3 separate regions of the Homo sapiens genome follow, and all the other regions are linked to region 3. Evidence: chromatin loops called from intact Hi-C (ENCODE). Cell type or tissue: heart right ventricle. All regions are shown on one strand.

Region 1 (2,500 bases), 53 kb after region 3:
TGTTTATTTTGATGGGTCTGGTTCTTAGGCAGATAAAGGTTTTGGGAGAGATGTTGAGGGGGGATATCAGAAAGACCTTGAGGCTTCTTCAGTTCAGCATGTCAAAGCACCACATTTGGGTGTATTGGTCTCTTTCTTTTCTTTCTTATTTTTTTTTTTTAGACAGCCTGGCTGTCTCGTATTTTTAAAGTACTTTTAAAAAAGGAATTTTTTGGTGGGGTGAGATGTTTTGCTGGAGTGCAGTGGCATGATCACAGCTCACTGTAGGTTGGAACTCCTGGGCTCAAGTGATCCTCAGCCTCCAGAGTAGCTGGGTCTATGGGCTTGCGCCACTGCACCTGGCTACATTTTTGTATTTTTAATAGAGATAGGGTTTCTCCATGTTGGCAAGGCTGGTCTAGAACTCCTGGCCTCAAGTGATCTGCCCACCTCAGCCTCCCAAAGTGCTGGGACTACAGGCATGCGGCGCCACACCCAGCTAATTAAAAAAAAAATTTGTAGAGACGAGGCCTCATTATGTTTCCCAGGCTTTAGGTTCAAGAGATCCTCCCACCTCAGCTTCCCAGTTAGTTAAGACTACAGGTGCGCACCACCACGCCTGGCTAAGTTTTTATTTTTGTAGAGATGGGGTCTCACTATCTTGCTCAGGCTGGTCTCAAACTCCTGGCTTCAAGCAATCCTCCCTCCTTGGCTTCCTAAAGTACTGGAATTGCAGGCATGAGCCACTGTGCCCAGCCGGGTCTTGGTTTCTGAGCCTCATCAAGATGATAATCGTGAACAACTAAGACTTCATGAAGGCAAAGTCAACAGGACTTAGAGATTAAGCTAATGTAGAGAATGAGGAAAAATAAAGACAAAAATGACACCGAGGTTTTGAACTCAATGATTAGGTGAAGTTAACAGCCCTTCCTTCCAAAGGAAGATCTGATTTGAGGGAAGGTAATTTATGGGTTGGACATGCTGGTGGGATATCCAAATGAAAATTGCCAGCAGACAACTAGAAATGTGGGACTGACGTGTGCTGTGTCTCATCTTCCATTTCTTCATTCCTGCTTTTGAATAAAACTAATCTGACTAATCAGTTTGAACTAAGTATATTAAGAAATGATAAGCCCGGCGCGGTGGCAGCTCACACCTGTGATCTCAGCACTTTGGGAGGCCGAGGCGGGTGGATCACCTGAGGTCAGGAGTTTGAGACCAGCTGGCCAAAATAGTGAAACCCTGTCTCTACTAAACATACAAAAATTAGCCGGGCATGGTGGTGGGCACCTGTAATCCCAGCTACTTGGGAAGCTGAGGCAGGAGAATTGCTTGAACCAGGGAGGCGGAGGTCGCAGTGAGCTGGGGTCACGCCACTGCACTCCAGCCTGGGCGACAGAGTGAGACTCTATCTAAAAAATAAAAAAAGCTCTATGTCCAAATATAATCACATTGAGGGCTAGGTCTTCAAGAAGATATGAATTTGGGAGGCAGATACAGTTCATCTCACAGCATAACATTTGTTTGTCAAAACTCATAGAACTATACACCAAAAAAGGGTGAATTTTTAAGCTGTATATAAATTATACCTCAATAAACATAATTTGAAAAGTAAAAAGAGGCCTGGTGCAGTGGTTCATGCCTATGATCCCAGCATTTTGGGAGGCCGAGGCGGAAGGATCACTTGAGCCCAGGAGTTCAAGACCAGCCTGGGCAACCTAAGGAGACCTCATCTGTATTGCAATAAAAATAATCAGAAAAAAAATGGAAAGTGACAAAAATGGTGAAGGGGGAGTAAATCCTGAGAAGACAAGAAGCCAGACAGTGCTGAGCTGACCCTGGACTTCCAAGCATGCCTTCCACATGGAGCGGGCTCTGGCCCTGCCCTTTTGTGTAGGGATTTCATCCTATACAGTTCACTGGTAAAATTAACTAGATTGGGCTTCTTTCTAGAATGAGTTGCATGGATGTTTTTAGGCTTGAGGTGAGAAATCGAAATAGAGAAATTCAGATGGGTGGAATTACCTAACACTATCAAAAATCCTAGCTCCCACGCTGTTAATCCGGGTGACAGTCATAGGCTTTAGTGTCACCAGCTTCAAAATAGCTCGGGTCAGCGTTGCCTGGGAGCTGCTGATTCAGGGCTGCCTGCGCAACTGTCGAGGTCTCCAGGAGCTCTGTTGTGCAGAGGTATTCCAAACCCTCGGAACTGTCCTTGGCTGAACTGCCTACTCCCCCAGGCCTTCTGAGCTCTATTTGAAGAGCTTGCAATTTAAAGAAGTGAAGAACCAGCAAATACATAGGGGTGAAAATGAAAAACATTTTCTCCAGGGTTAAGCTAAGTCCTGGGGTTAAGACTTGTTAGTGGAGCCCACCTGCTATCCTTTTAAATAGATAAAAGACTTTTCAGTCTCTTACCGTGAAAAACTACATCCACTCCCCCGCCCCTGCCACTCTCCCACACCCTGCTTCCCCCACCCCCAAAACCCTATAATTAAAAAGGCTCTTTTCAGACTGGAAC
Region 2 (2,500 bases), 68 kb after region 3:
TTTGAGTATTCATCTCAATTATTCACTTATAATTTATAAAAACTAACTTACAGCTTAAATATAGTTAGTACTATCCTAATATGTACATTACAAAAGATATACAAAAATAGAAATTAAAAAATATTGAAATGATGGACTAAACAATACCATTAACATTTAATTTTATTTACTAGCAGTAGAAAATAATTTGCTCTTACTACAATGCTTAATATTTGAGGTATGATTGAATATGCTTCTCTTTTTTTTTTTGAAATATTGGCATAATAGTGTGATAAAATGATTTGAGGATTTTACTCTGTTTAGTTTTTTTCAAACTTGGTTGTTTAAAGGGCTGTCCTAGTGGGAGAGGATGCCTTGCAAAGTTTTCTGCCAGTAGGAAGAGACAGATTATTTTTACCATTTACTTTTTTATTTTTATTTTTTGAGACGGAGTTTTGCTCTTGTTGCCCAGGGTGGAGTGCAATGGTGCTATCTCGGCTCACTGCAACCTCTGCCTCGCTGGTCCAAGCGATTCTCCTGCCTCAGCCTCCCGAGTAGCTGGGATTACAGGCGTTGGCCACCACACCCGGGTAATTTTTGTATTTTTAGTAGAGAAAGGGTTTCACAATGTTGGCCAGGCTGGTCTTGAACTCCTGACCGCAGATGATCCACCTGCCTTGGCCTCCCAAAGTGCTAAAATTACAGGCGTGAGCCACCTCGCCCAGCCGTTTTTACTGTTTACTTAATCATAATGCTCATTGCTCAATCTCATCCTTCAGCTATGCAAAAGATTTTAGTTGACATTTGGGTGGTGAGTCGCTCTTTGCCAGTATCACTCAATTGTTTCTGCAACATAAATTGGAAAGTGTTGAATTTGCATTTTGATATTTTAACTGAATCGGTGATACATTTTGTGTGTGTTGGAATTTTCGTAATTTAACCCCAGAATTTTAAATTCCTGTATAGAAGCTACTCCATTCGTGGTTACTGTTCCTGTTCTAAATAAAATGATATAATGTTTTGATTAAAGAGATCATTTATTGTTGATAATATACCTTCTCTGCTAAACACTTTTTTTAGTGGTTCATAAAAAATAAGTGTTTTCAGGTGTGTCATCACGAGAACAGGGGCAAGCAGATACCTTAAGCAGAGGCATTCAACAGTTGCACAAACCTCCCACACTGTGTAATCTATTCTAATGTGTGTTTCTTTAAATCTACAGCAATATTTTCTTGCTTTTTTTTTTTTGAGACAGAGTCTCACTCTATTGCCCAGGCTGGAGTGCAATGGCGCAATCTCGGCTCAGTGCAAGCTCCACCTCCTGGGTTCAAGCGATTCTCCTGCCTCAGCCTCCCAAGTAGCTGGGACTACAGTCGCCTGCCACCACGCCCGGCTAATTTTTTGTATTTTTAGTAGCCAGGATGGTCTCGATCTCCTGACCTCGTGATCCGCCCTCCTCAGCCTCCCAAAGTGCTGGGATTACAAGCATGAGCCACCACACTTGGCCTACAGCAATATTTTCTAAGCATCTTCCAACTGTTTGCTGACGAATGTATTTTATGTTGCAGCCGTATTTTCTGGTTATTATTTTCATATTTTAGCATTTGTTTTTTGTTTATATATGTCAATTATTATTATTCATTTTTAAACTTTTCCAGAAATAACCAAGTTTTTCCAGAAACTTTTCCCAGTGACATGTGACTTCTAGTCTTTTGGTATTAAATAAGAAACCTCAAAAGAGACTTCAAAATAGTCATCGTTAAGTTTAGCAGAAAATGTTAAAGTATTTGATCATCTTTTATCTTTGTCATTGGAAAAAAAACCCCAAACCTTATAGGTGTTAATCCTGGTGTTCTGAGCACTTAACTTTTAGATTTTTTTTTTTTTTTGAGACAGAGTCTTGCTCTGTCGCCCAGGCTGGAGTCAAGTGGCGTGATCTCAGCTCACTGCAACCTCCACCTCCCGGGTTCAAGCAATTCTCCTGCCTCAGCCTCCTGAGTAGCTGGGATTACGGGTGCCCGCCCTCACACCCAGCGAATTTTTGTATTTTTAGTAGAGACGGGGTTTCATCATGTTGGCCAGGCTGGTCTTGAACTCCTGACTTCAAGTGATCCACCTGACCTGGCCTCCCAGGATGCTGGGATTACAGGTGTGAGCCACTACACCTGGCCAATACACAGGACTTAGATGAGGAGGTTGTGAAGGGTAAGGAGAGTCTTCCAGAAAGCGGGGCCGGCATGTGCGAAAGCCTGACAGTGACAGGAAGTAGGTGATATTCAAAGAACAAAAAGGCAAGCCTGGATCTTGAAATGTGAGGATGGAGGGGCAGGGACATGGGCAGGCAAATGGGTCGAATCGTGAAGAAACTTCTAAGTCACAGTTATAATCTGGACCTCATTCTAAGGACAATTGAGTCATCTGGAAACATTTGAGCAGAGGAGTGACAAGATGGTATCGTTGGAGAGATTCCTCAAGGTTTAGTGTGCAGAATGCATTGAACGTTGGCCAGGTTGGAGGCAAG
Region 3 (2,500 bases):
GCCTCAAGCAATCCTCCCATCTAGGCTTCCCAATGTGCTGGGATTACAGGCATGAGCCACCACGCCTGGAAACACCTTCTTTACAGGGATTGTGGTGAAAGCAAAGCAGATGCAAGAATGCAACAACCATCATTTATTTGCTCACAGTTTTGCAACTGGGGCTAAGCAGGCAGGGACTGCTTGGCAGCTGAGGTGGATCAACAGGGCTGGAGGATCTACCTCCATGTGGATCACTCGGAGTTGGTGACTTGGTGCTATTGGCTGGGAGTTCAGCTGGTACCATGGTCCTGGAGCCTCAATTGTACTCCACTTGGACTTTCCAGGTGGCTTAGGGACTTCCCATAGCATGTCAGCTGGGTCTTTCTAAGAGAGGGGAAGCAGAAATTGCCAGGCCTCTTAAGGATTAGACCTAACTGGCAGAGCATAACTTCCATCACATCCTATTTGTCAAAGCCGTCATAGGCCAGCCCAGATCCCAGCGGGTGGAGAGATAGGCTCCACCTCTCCAAAAGGGAGTGGTAGGTGCATGGGAGGAAAGAAAAAATAATGACAGCTATCTTTGAGATAAGTCCCCACCTTAGGGTTTCTGCAGCCTTGTCTAGTAGAAGAGATGCTCAACAGTTTGCATTTACTGAACTCTTAAAGCTTGTTACTTTTGTCCCAAGATTGCTTGGATTGCTGCCACAAATCATGATTTGACTTTTTCCTCTTGCTGTGATTAGTCATGATATTCCAAGTAAATATTAAGCTCTTTGAGGGCAAGACTCTTATCTACAGTAAACAATTTTTATTCCCCCCACAGAGATGTACACATTGTTAACTGTGAATATGCAGCATTTGACTTATTTTCAGCCCTAGCACTTGATTTATTGACAGCCGTAGTACACGGAAGGGAACACAAGAGTTGCTTTTATTGAATTTTTGTTGGGTCAGGAGGCTTTCTGGGCTCTGAGGAAGACTCAGAGAAACGGCTCCTTTGTTCTCCAGCCCTGCCCAGCCCAGAGCCTTCCAGAAGGGAAAACTCAGTGAGGAGGCTGCAGACTGCCGAGGGCGTGTTGAGGAAATTCCATTCAAGACCCTCATTTCCGAAAGTGCTCTGTGATTAGCCCGGCTTTGTGCCAGCCCCAGTCCAGAGGCAGAGAGGCCAGCCCTTAGGTCACCAAAAGCATCAGGAAAATACAAATGCGGGCCCCTTTACAGCCCGGCACAGGAGGTTAAAGGATTTGCTTTGTAGTTTGTTTATCTCACAGACTGAAGCCAATTATCCCAATTACTAAAAAAATAAAATAAAGTTTACTACAGATTGTATTTTTAAGTTCATTTAATCTCCAAAACAGGCTGCTACACACAGTTTTCCTTTGGTTCCAACAACTCACGCCCAGTCTCTGTGGCAGGGAAGACAGCCCCTAAGGGTCACATGTCCAAGGGCCAGGGGAGGTCAGAGGTCACTTAATGGTTCCCAAATGCGCTAGCAAGTAGTCATAGATTTGAACTTTGCATTGTTGCTGCGGACCCAGGGCCTTCTTGGGAGGGGAGAGCTGGGGGAGCTATCTCTGCAGTTCAAAGGCGGGCGCTGTGGTTTCACTTGGCTTAAGGTTTCAGTCCTTGAATCCTAAACACTATCCCCACTGGCCTCCTGTGCATGGGAGGTGGGGGGTTGGGACTTGGGATGGACATTCTGTGTAACCCCAAACTGCAAGCCCTGCAGCTTCACGGTGGCCTCGGAGCTGGGAGACCCTCAGGATCAGCATCAGAGGCTGAAAATACTGGTGACTATTTTCAGAAGCCCATGAGTATTGATGCAGAATGCAGAAGGCCCAGACCAGCCAAGAGCTCCTCACCTCCAAGCCCAGTCAGGACTCTGGGATTCAGAAATGCACCCCAAGTTCTAGCCTTAACCACCAGCAGAGTGGGTGTTTGCTAGACAGTGTGAGTTGAAAAGGAAGTCAAAGGTCCCAGATGGTATGGTCCCCTCAAATAAGCATCTCCACATATACCTGAAAATCTACCATAAGTATGATGTATATTTATATCTATTGACATGGAAAGATGTGTTAAGATACAGAAAGTGCAAAATGCAAGCCACAGATCTGCCAAGGCGGGCAGATCACCAGAGTTCAGGAGTTCGAGACCAGCCTTGACCAACATGGTGAAACCCCATCTCTACTAAAAATACAAAAATTAACTGGGCATCATGGCATCCACCTGTAATCCCAGCTACTAGAGAGACTGAGGCAGGAGAATTGCTTGAACCCGGGAGGTGGAGGTTGCAGTGAGCCAAAATTTCACCATTGCACTCCAGCCTGGGCAACAAGAAGGAAACTCCATCTCAAAAAAAAAAAAAAAAAAAAGGAAAGAAAAGAAAAGAAAAAGAAAAAAGAAAACACTAGCCTCGGGCTTAGAAAGTTTGCTGAAAATGAAGAATGAAGATTTTCTAGGCACTACTCAGACCTGTTAAATGAGAATCTTGGAGGCTTCGGGAGAGCTGAGGAAGGGTGTT

The links. Peaks named below come from ENCODE experiments on the same cell type or tissue, not always from the same donor. Only the 100,000 strongest peaks of a DNase experiment are listed, where the experiment ranks them.
Region 1: it touches region 3 in a loop (2.7-fold over the local background); 31 of 110 quality-filtered maps call a loop at or near these places.
Region 2: it touches region 3 in a loop (2.9-fold over the local background); 52 of 110 quality-filtered maps call a loop at or near these places.

The regions. Positions count from the first base shown.
Region 1 is chr18:58,841,345-58,843,844 of GRCh38, forward strand. No RefSeq gene overlaps it. Among named protein-coding and RNA genes, the nearest start is that of ZNF532, 22 kb to the right of the region's middle. In heart right ventricle, no CTCF peak of the experiment used is centred here; no DNase peak of the experiment used is centred here; H3K27ac peaks cover 822 bases.
Region 2 is chr18:58,856,333-58,858,832 of GRCh38, forward strand. No RefSeq gene overlaps it. Among named protein-coding and RNA genes, the nearest start is that of ZNF532, 7.3 kb to the right of the region's middle. In heart right ventricle, no CTCF peak of the experiment used is centred here; no DNase peak of the experiment used is centred here.
Region 3 is chr18:58,788,588-58,791,087 of GRCh38, forward strand. No RefSeq gene overlaps it. Among named protein-coding and RNA genes, the nearest start is that of LINC01926, 24 kb to the right of the region's middle. RefSeq lists an enhancer at 529-1,334. In heart right ventricle, no CTCF peak of the experiment used is centred here; a DNase peak (open chromatin) is centred at 1,085; H3K27ac peaks cover 2,150 bases.